Linked DNA regions of Homo sapiens: region 2 is linked to region 1. A link is an interaction called in ENCODE POLR2A ChIA-PET data of the cell type or tissue named here. Cell type or tissue: GM12878. All regions are shown on one strand. Region 1 overlaps EXPH5 (exophilin 5). Region 2 overlaps RAB39A (RAB39A, member RAS oncogene family).

Region 1 (4,000 bases):
CATGGTGCTGGCAGGAGTGTAGCAGTTAGGACGACCAGAGAGGTCAGTCTTGTTGCCATCTTGGTATTGGTGGGTTTTAGCCGGCTTCGTTAGTGCAACGTGTTTTATCAGCAAGATCTTTATGACCTGTACCTCGTGCCGACCTCCAGTCTCATCCTGTGACTTAGAATGCCTTAACCGGCTGGGAATGCAGCCCAGTAGGTCTCAGCCTTATTTTACCCAGCCCCTATTCGAGATGGAGTTGCCCTGATTCAAACGCCTCTGACAGTGCTGTGTAAGTTCGTAGGAAACTTGGCAGAGAGAGGCTCAGTACCTTGCCTGAAGGCTTATCACTGAAATAATTAATGTAGGTATAGAGAAGTTGCAGGTCAGTTACAAATGGCAAAAACAACACATTATAAATTGAGAAATAAATATTAGAAAAATGGATTTGCAGTCCTTAGACTAATACTTTTAAGCTTGGGACAGTTTGGTGGGAGCGTGTGAGTATTTTGACTGGTGAAGGCTCAGAAATAATATTGTGTTCTCTGCTTTAAAATTAGCAGGCAAAAATATACAATTCACCTCTGGAAAATCATCTAGTTGACAGTACATTTGTCCCAAAGCCAGCAGTCATGAGGGAGGAGAGTGGCATGCCTCCACCGTGGGATGCTTCACTGCTGGAGAATGAGTTTTTCCAAGGTAAGTTCATGCATTAAATTGCCTTTGCAACTACTGATAACTAAAGGAAGTAAACAATAACTAGTTTGTATCAAACTACTCAAAACATATGAAACACTGTACTTTATTTTTTACATCCTCATGTTTAGCTTATTTGAAGAGGATGCTGATATGTTATTAACACAAGTATTAAGAATCTTATGATTAAATATAATCTAAGCAAATATTCTTGAATCATGGACTGATAAATATATGGAGTAGTAATAATGTTTAATATTTAACCTTAGGGGTCAGGAGTTTGAGACCCCATCTCTACTGAAAATACAAAAATTAGCTAGGCATGGTGGCACGCACCTGTAATCTCAGCTACTTGGGAGGCTGAGGCAGGAGAAGTGCTTGAACCTGGGAGGCGGAGGTTGCAATGAGCCGAGATCATGCCACTGCACTCCAGCCTGGGTGACAGAGCAAGCAGAAAAAAAAAATTAACCTCAGGTAAAAAGGAAATACATCTTTAGGAAATACATCTACAAAGTTTGCTGTTTAATAGACTTTTATTGTTCCAGATTAGGACCCAAATGCACTGTGATAAAATCTAATTGACATTAGACAATTAACCTTGTATGATGATAAAAACTGAGACAGGTTCCAAAAGCAGTGGCGTTCCAAATGCACATGTATCTTATTATATGATCATAGTTTACTTTTACAAAGGTTATTCTATATAAGCCCGGCCATTTGAAAAGTTAACTCTGAAGTCGCCACCAGCTTCACTTTGAGGAACTTCATTTAGTTTGCAAAGGCAATACCATCGCCTGGCCCATATTGTGTGGGACAGCAGTCGGGTAGAGACAGTCAGCTGGACAGTCAACGTAGGGGCCTTCTTCAGTAAGATGCTTCCTGGCAGAGAACAGAGGAAAATCTTTGTTCCAAAATGAAGGTTTTGTTGAAAGAGGAGAGCTACTGTTTATGGAATGAAAAAATAATGAAAAAATAATAATAATGTGGCCTTTCTGAAACTAATGTAGAGAAGCAGAACAGGAATTTTTCTGATGTCAGGAGTGATGAGTAAACAGCATTGTTAATCTGGGATTCTAAGTGGCTTTAATTTAAAATCTTGTCATGGGGATGTTAAGAATGGTTACCTCTAGGTAGAATTCCTGGCGATTTTACTTATATTGTTATACTTTTCTGTATTTTCTGTTCTAAATACATTCTGCTCTTGTAGTCAACCAAGACTTTAAGGGGAAAGAAAAACATAAACAGCTTGAAAGGGAGAATGGGTATCAAAGAGATTTTCATTATAATTTGTTTTAAAGATAGATTTTTATTCATTATGCAGTTGTTTTGTTTTGTTTTTTGCCCCACCTTATACTTCAGCATTGCTTGATTATTTTATTGTGGCTATAGGGAACAAATTACTTCAGGTCCTAGGGGTAAATAAATATTTTTCACTAAAACATTCACAGATAATTCCCTAAAAGAATTCCTTAATTACATATCCTTAATGTTCAAGATCAGTTTTTCTTTTGGTTGTACAAACTTAATAACACCAACTTGCAAATAAAATAGGATAGGGAAAAATCCAGAACAGATTTTTTTAAATCCCTTTAGCATCTGCCCTAACTTAATTGGCATGTTGCATGTACATTTCACTTATGTGTGCTCAGACACTTACATTTCCTGTCATTATACAGTTGAAATAAAATTTGTAATTTATTTGTATTTATTGAACATGAATATAGTAAACTATATCTATTATAGAGTGGGTCTTAGAGAGTCTACACACCTCAAAAGATTATGATTCTATTCAAAATCTAATGGGTTTTTATTGAGGAAAACATGTCAAGTACAATTAAATGGATACAATTCAAAGAAAAGCCAACTGTGTCACCAAAAGGATGCTGTGGCTTGTCTAAGATCACAGAGGCTGTGGTCCTAGAGAGCATGAGCCCTGGGTCTGGGCTTGGTCTAGGTCTTCAGTTATCGTAAGGGGGCCCCTGGGCACTGACTTTGACACCACTCCCTGACTTTGCTACCGAGAGAAAAGTCATCATTATTTGACAACAGCAACTTCACGTCTTTGTAAAACTATGAGCTCGTCTCACAGTAAAATCATCTGTATGGTTCATAAAGAGCAAAATATGAAAAGTGAGTTTTTTTTTCTGGTTTTTTTTTTTTTTTTTTGAGACGGAGTCTCGCTCTTTCGCCCAGGCTGGAGTGCAGTGGCGCCATCTTGGCTCACTGCAAGCTCTGCCTCCCGGGTTCACGCCATTCTCCTGCCTCAGCCTCCCGAGTAGCTGAGACTACAGGCGCCCGCCACCACGCCCGGCTAATTTTTTGTATTTTTAGTGGAGACGGGGTTTCACCATGTTAGCCAGGATGGTCTCAATCTCCTGACCTCGTGATCCGCCCGCCTCGGCCTCCCAAAGTGCTGGGATTACAGGCATGAGCCACCGTGCCCGGCCCAAAAGTGAGCTTTTATGGCACAGAGGTTGCATTGTACAGTGGTTGTATGCATGGATTCAGGAAACAGACTGTCTGGGTTCAAATCCCAGTGCTGTGTGATCTTAGGAATTTGCTTAATCTCTTCTTGCATCAGTTTCCTCATTATAGAATGAGAATAGTAATAGGACCAACCTTCTAAGTTTGTGTGACGACTTAGTGAGTTAATATATTAAGCGTTTAGGACTCTGCCTGACACATAGAAAGTGCTGTTTTATAGGAGTGTTAATGGGTATTAATTTTTCCAGAAAAAAAAATCTACCATTGGCATATCATTTAATAATATTATATATCCAACTAAGTATGTTCATAAATTAGGTGCTAAGCTTTTAGTGGTAATACTGTTTTCTTAACAGTACAACCTAGAAATCATATGCTACTTACAGAGGTTCATTTCTATTATGATCCCAGGAGGTATACACAGCTGGAATTATTGTAGCAACCTAGTGACATGAAAGAAACAGAAAGACAAGGCTTAATAATACTAACAATTGTCTAGTTATTCAATGTCTGCATTATTAATTCCATTTTATTACTGGTCCATATCTTAGAAAAACTCAATACACTTTAGATGCACTAAAAAAAAACATGATTAAAATTCATTGTTAGAAGAATATAGTTCAATTTCCTTACGGCGTTAATGGAAGGTTTACTTTGAAAAAAAGTGATTTGAAAAAGTAGGAAAGAAATTTTCACTATAGTCTTATAAAAGTCAGGCTATCTTAAAAATATAATCAAAATTAATGTTATAACATGATAATATGATAAAAATAAAATTATAAATGATTATGTTTCTTGAAAAGGAGCCTTCAATAACTCAAATTATTATTAAACTGTA
Region 2 (4,000 bases), 560 kb after region 1:
AAGAAAAGAAATTGACAATAAGAAAAATCTCCCACCATCTTTGGCAGGCTATGAATAATGCAGTTGCTATATTTTAACTTTGAGGGATAACTAATTTGTTATTGTTTTGTCACTCATCTTTATATGTGTGAATTTAGGCAGATGTGCAGTGTCTTAAGAGAAATCTAATTAAGGCTATGTTCTTAGACTGAAAGCTTGAATTTACTCAGCATCAAGCCTGCATCACTTTTATCCCTCCTATCCATTTAATTTACCATTACTAGAATATTTTAAAAATGCCTTTTGTGGCTGAAAACTCAATGCTGAAATGCTTATGTATTACACAGAGGCATGTTTTTCACTGTAGGAAATACTATGTTTTCTTTTCTTTTCTTTTTTTTTTTGAGACGGAGTTTTTGTTCTGTTGCCCAGGCTGGAATGCAATGGCACAATCTTGGCTCACTGCAACCTCTGCCTCCTAGGTTCAAGCAATTCTCCTGCCTCAACCTCCTGACTAGCTGGGATTACAGGCGCCCACCACCATGCCCAGCTAATTTTTTAATTTTTAGTAGAGATGAGTTTTTACCATGTTGGCCAGGCTGGTCTCGAGCTCCTGACCTCAGGTGATCCACCCACCTTGGCCTCCCAGAGCACTAGGATAACAGGCATGAGCCACCGCGCCCGGCCAGGAAATACTATCTTTTCAAAAAACTTATTTTTTATTTTCTTTTTAAAATAAGCAACCCTATTAACTGATTGTATTTAATTTTGAAAACACATTTAGATTACAGTTGGCAAATCATCCTACAGAATAAAATTATAGCAAAGTATATGTAATACACATTATAAAAAAACCCTTATTAATAATTAGTTGGGAATAAAAGGACTCAATATAACATCTGTCACTTCTATGTAATAACCTGATTTCTAGCTTCTGTGTGTGGGTCTGTGGGGCTTCAGATTCAGATATAGTTGTCCTGCAGGTAGTGTTTTTCCTAAAACAATTGGGCACTGTTGCTATCAATCATCTGGGGGAAGAAGCAGAGCTTCAGATGGAAAACTTGAACTGAAAGGCAGGTCTTACAGAGGTGTTGAGGGAGCAGCTATCTTTCTCTTGACCTTCCTCCCATAAGTTGAGACACTTAGGTCTCTAGAAGTTCTTGAAGGAATTATGAGAAGGTAGGGAACAGACTCTAAAAGCACTAGGTAGGGAGGCCTCCCTGTAAGGAACTGAAGAGTTGATGAGGAGTAACAATTATTTTTAAGCAACAATCTCTTGTAGTATGGCACTTTATGTCTATTTCCCTCTAGGCTTTGAAAGTCTCCCTGAATGGGTGGGGTGCAGTGGCTCTCACCTGTAATCCCAGCAATTTGGGAGGCCAAGGTGGGCAGATCACCTGAGGTCAGGAATTCGAGACCAACCTGGCCAACATGGTGAAACCCCGTCTCTACCAAAAATACATAAAATAGCCAGGCATGGTGGTGCATGCCTGTAGTCCAAGCTACTTGGGAGGCTGAGGCAGGAGAATTGCTTGAACCCAGGAGGCAGAAGTTGCAGTGAGCTGAGATCACACCATTGCACTCCAGCCTGGGCGACAGAGACTCTGTCTCAAAAAAAAGAAAGAAAAAAAAAAGTCTCCCTGAATTAATGGATGATTTAAGGGAAGGAAAAAAATTGTGGGGTCAGGGAATGGAGGGAAGAAAAGAACAGAAGCAAGGAAGGAAGAGAGAAATAAATGGCATGGATTCTAATCTGGTCTGGTGTGTTATGAGGGAATGAAGAGGTGAGACTATTCTCTGGCAAGAATGATAAAGCAGATACAAAACCCCTAAATACAGTGTGAGGGTGATGTGATGATAGGGAAGGTGAATTCTGGAGGAGAGGGTTCGGGGTTATAAGCTCCTAGCAGTCGCTTGTCCCTCTCAAGTGGAAGATCTGGTTTTAATTATAAAAGAAAGCTGCTGGTTCTTTCATACTTTGAAAGCTACACTATCAGCAAATCTTATCCCATTGCCAGAGGAGCAGTCTCCTTTCCTTGCCTTAATTGAAAACTGCTGGTCCCTGAGAACACTGCTTCCCCTGCAGCACACTCACGTTGCCCATTCTCTAGGATCAGGAGGAGATGGCTTCTGTTTCCCCAGTGCAACTTCCTGATAATTATTCTTTCCCAACCCCTGTTGTAAAAAAAATCTCCTGCTCCTTTGAGGCTTATGCCATCTGGCTCTGCCAACTGCTGTCATCTTCCAACTGCTTGGTCATTCTCCATGTACTAAAGATTTTAGCACTTTGTTTTTCTTTCTGTTTCAATTCCTGTCATTCTGCTTACTGATTTCAACATCCATTTGGATGAGCTGCCTGGTGTCACTTCTCAAATTCCTTGACTCCCTCATCTCTAATAAACCTTTCTCTCTATTCTTCCTTTCTTATCCATTTCCTTTTCATCAGAAATATTAATTACCTCCAAAACTGGAAATTTACACAGTCCACTAAAAATATCAAAACCTCACAGTCTGCCAGCCTGTCTATTCTTTTTTACTGTGGTGATTCTTTAATTTCATCAAGATTTGTAATCCACTGACCAACTCTATCACTTTCTATCCATTAATACTCTCCTACCTTTGCCTTCTTCCATATCTTGAGTTCAATGAGACATCATTATAATTGTTCTCTTGGAAATATCTCAATTTCCAAGCCTCTTTCCCTCTGTCATATTCATCTGGGAAACTTCTATCTCTGGATCAGTCCAGCATGCAGCTGTATGTTTCCGGGGAAAATCACTCAACCAGGCAGGCTGGTGTCACTATGAATTAATTATAACCAATCCCAAGTGGGCACTCAACACTGCTGAGGAATACTGCTAATAACAGGAGAAACTCTTCCTTTTTTCCTCACATTTATGCTTCTACTATAGGAAGAAATGGAAGTTCCATTCAACCTTCCTCTCCCCATAAAAGAGAACTGGAGGCACATTTTAACCCTCTTACTAATCACTCCATAGAAGGACAAATGGCTGCTCTGTTTGGCTAGAGTATGTTTCTTAGGCTGTGGGCAGGATCATTGTGTGTTCAAGGTCAGTACTCTTGTATAGCGTCCTTTTCCCTCCTTTCCTCTTTCTGGATCCATGCTACTGGCTTGCTGATTATCAGAGTCATGCAGGTGCCATGTCAATACTGCTCACTGTTGAATATCAATGGTTTTCAAGTACCTAGCACATAGTGGGCATTCAGTGCACCTTAGTGAATGAATGAATGGTTGATTTGGTCTAAGCCACTTACATAGCTGTTGTGAAAATAGGAGAAATATCAGAGAGAGTGAGGAAGTTTGAGGGAAAGAGATACTAGCAGTGCAAAAAAAGAAAGGTGCCCAACATTATATCTATTACTAGTGTGGTCTTATGTTCTCACACTGAGGTCATTGAGTTGCTATGAGCATTATCAGTGTTGGAGGGGGTGGATAAATTATATATTCAGAAATACATACATCCTAAAGATATATCCAATGAAAATACAGTAGCCAGCAATCTCTGTGAAGTTTCTTGGGGGAAGGGAGTCCTTTAATCAGGGGTATGTTGATGAAACCTCTCCAAAGAAGAAAAGTTACCATATTTTATACCCCCTACTAAAAAAAAAAATGCATAATACTTGGTGAAACTTTTTCATTTTTTAAAATTTTTATAATTGTTTCTGAGATGGAGTTTCACTCTTGTTGCCTAGGCTGGAGTGCAATGGTGTGATCTCGGCTCACCACAACCTCCACCTCCCAGGTTCAAGCACTTCTCCTGCCTCAGCCTCCTGAGTAGCAGGGATTACAGGCATGCACCACCACACGTGGCTAATTTTGTATTTTTAGTAGAGATGGGATTTCTCCATGTTGGTCAGGCTGGTCTCGACCTCCCAACCTCAGGTGATCCGCCTGCCTCGGCCTCCCAAAGTGCTAGGATTACAGGCGTGAACCGTTTTTAATTTTGGAGGAAACATTATCAGTATAATGTGCTTCTCTGATCCATTAAGTGGAAAACCC

What was found. Peaks named below come from ENCODE experiments on the same cell type or tissue, not always from the same donor. Only the 100,000 strongest peaks of a DNase experiment are listed, where the experiment ranks them.
Region 2: POLR2A ChIA-PET joins it to region 1 with 8 read pairs; 2 of 35 experiments call an interaction of 5 or more read pairs at or near these places.

What each region holds. Positions count from the first base shown.
Region 1 is chr11:108,514,916-108,518,915 of GRCh38, reverse strand. EXPH5 (exophilin 5) reads left to right here. Exons shown (of 6, transcript NM_015065.3): 5 at 543-681. It overlaps LOC112267909 (a long non-coding RNA gene), which reads right to left. Exons shown (of 3, transcript XR_007062880.1): 2 at 3,547-3,605; 3 at 1,193-1,557. Among named protein-coding and RNA genes, the nearest start is that of POGLUT3, 19 kb to the right of the region's middle. In GM12878, no CTCF peak of the experiment used is centred here; no DNase peak of the experiment used is centred here.
Region 2 is chr11:107,955,504-107,959,503 of GRCh38, reverse strand. All of the region lies in intron 1 of RAB39A (RAB39A, member RAS oncogene family), which reads right to left. Among named protein-coding and RNA genes, the nearest start is that of RAB39A, 29 kb to the right of the region's middle. RefSeq lists an enhancer at 2,125-2,284. In GM12878, no CTCF peak of the experiment used is centred here; a DNase peak (open chromatin) is centred at 2,333; H3K27ac peaks cover 471 bases.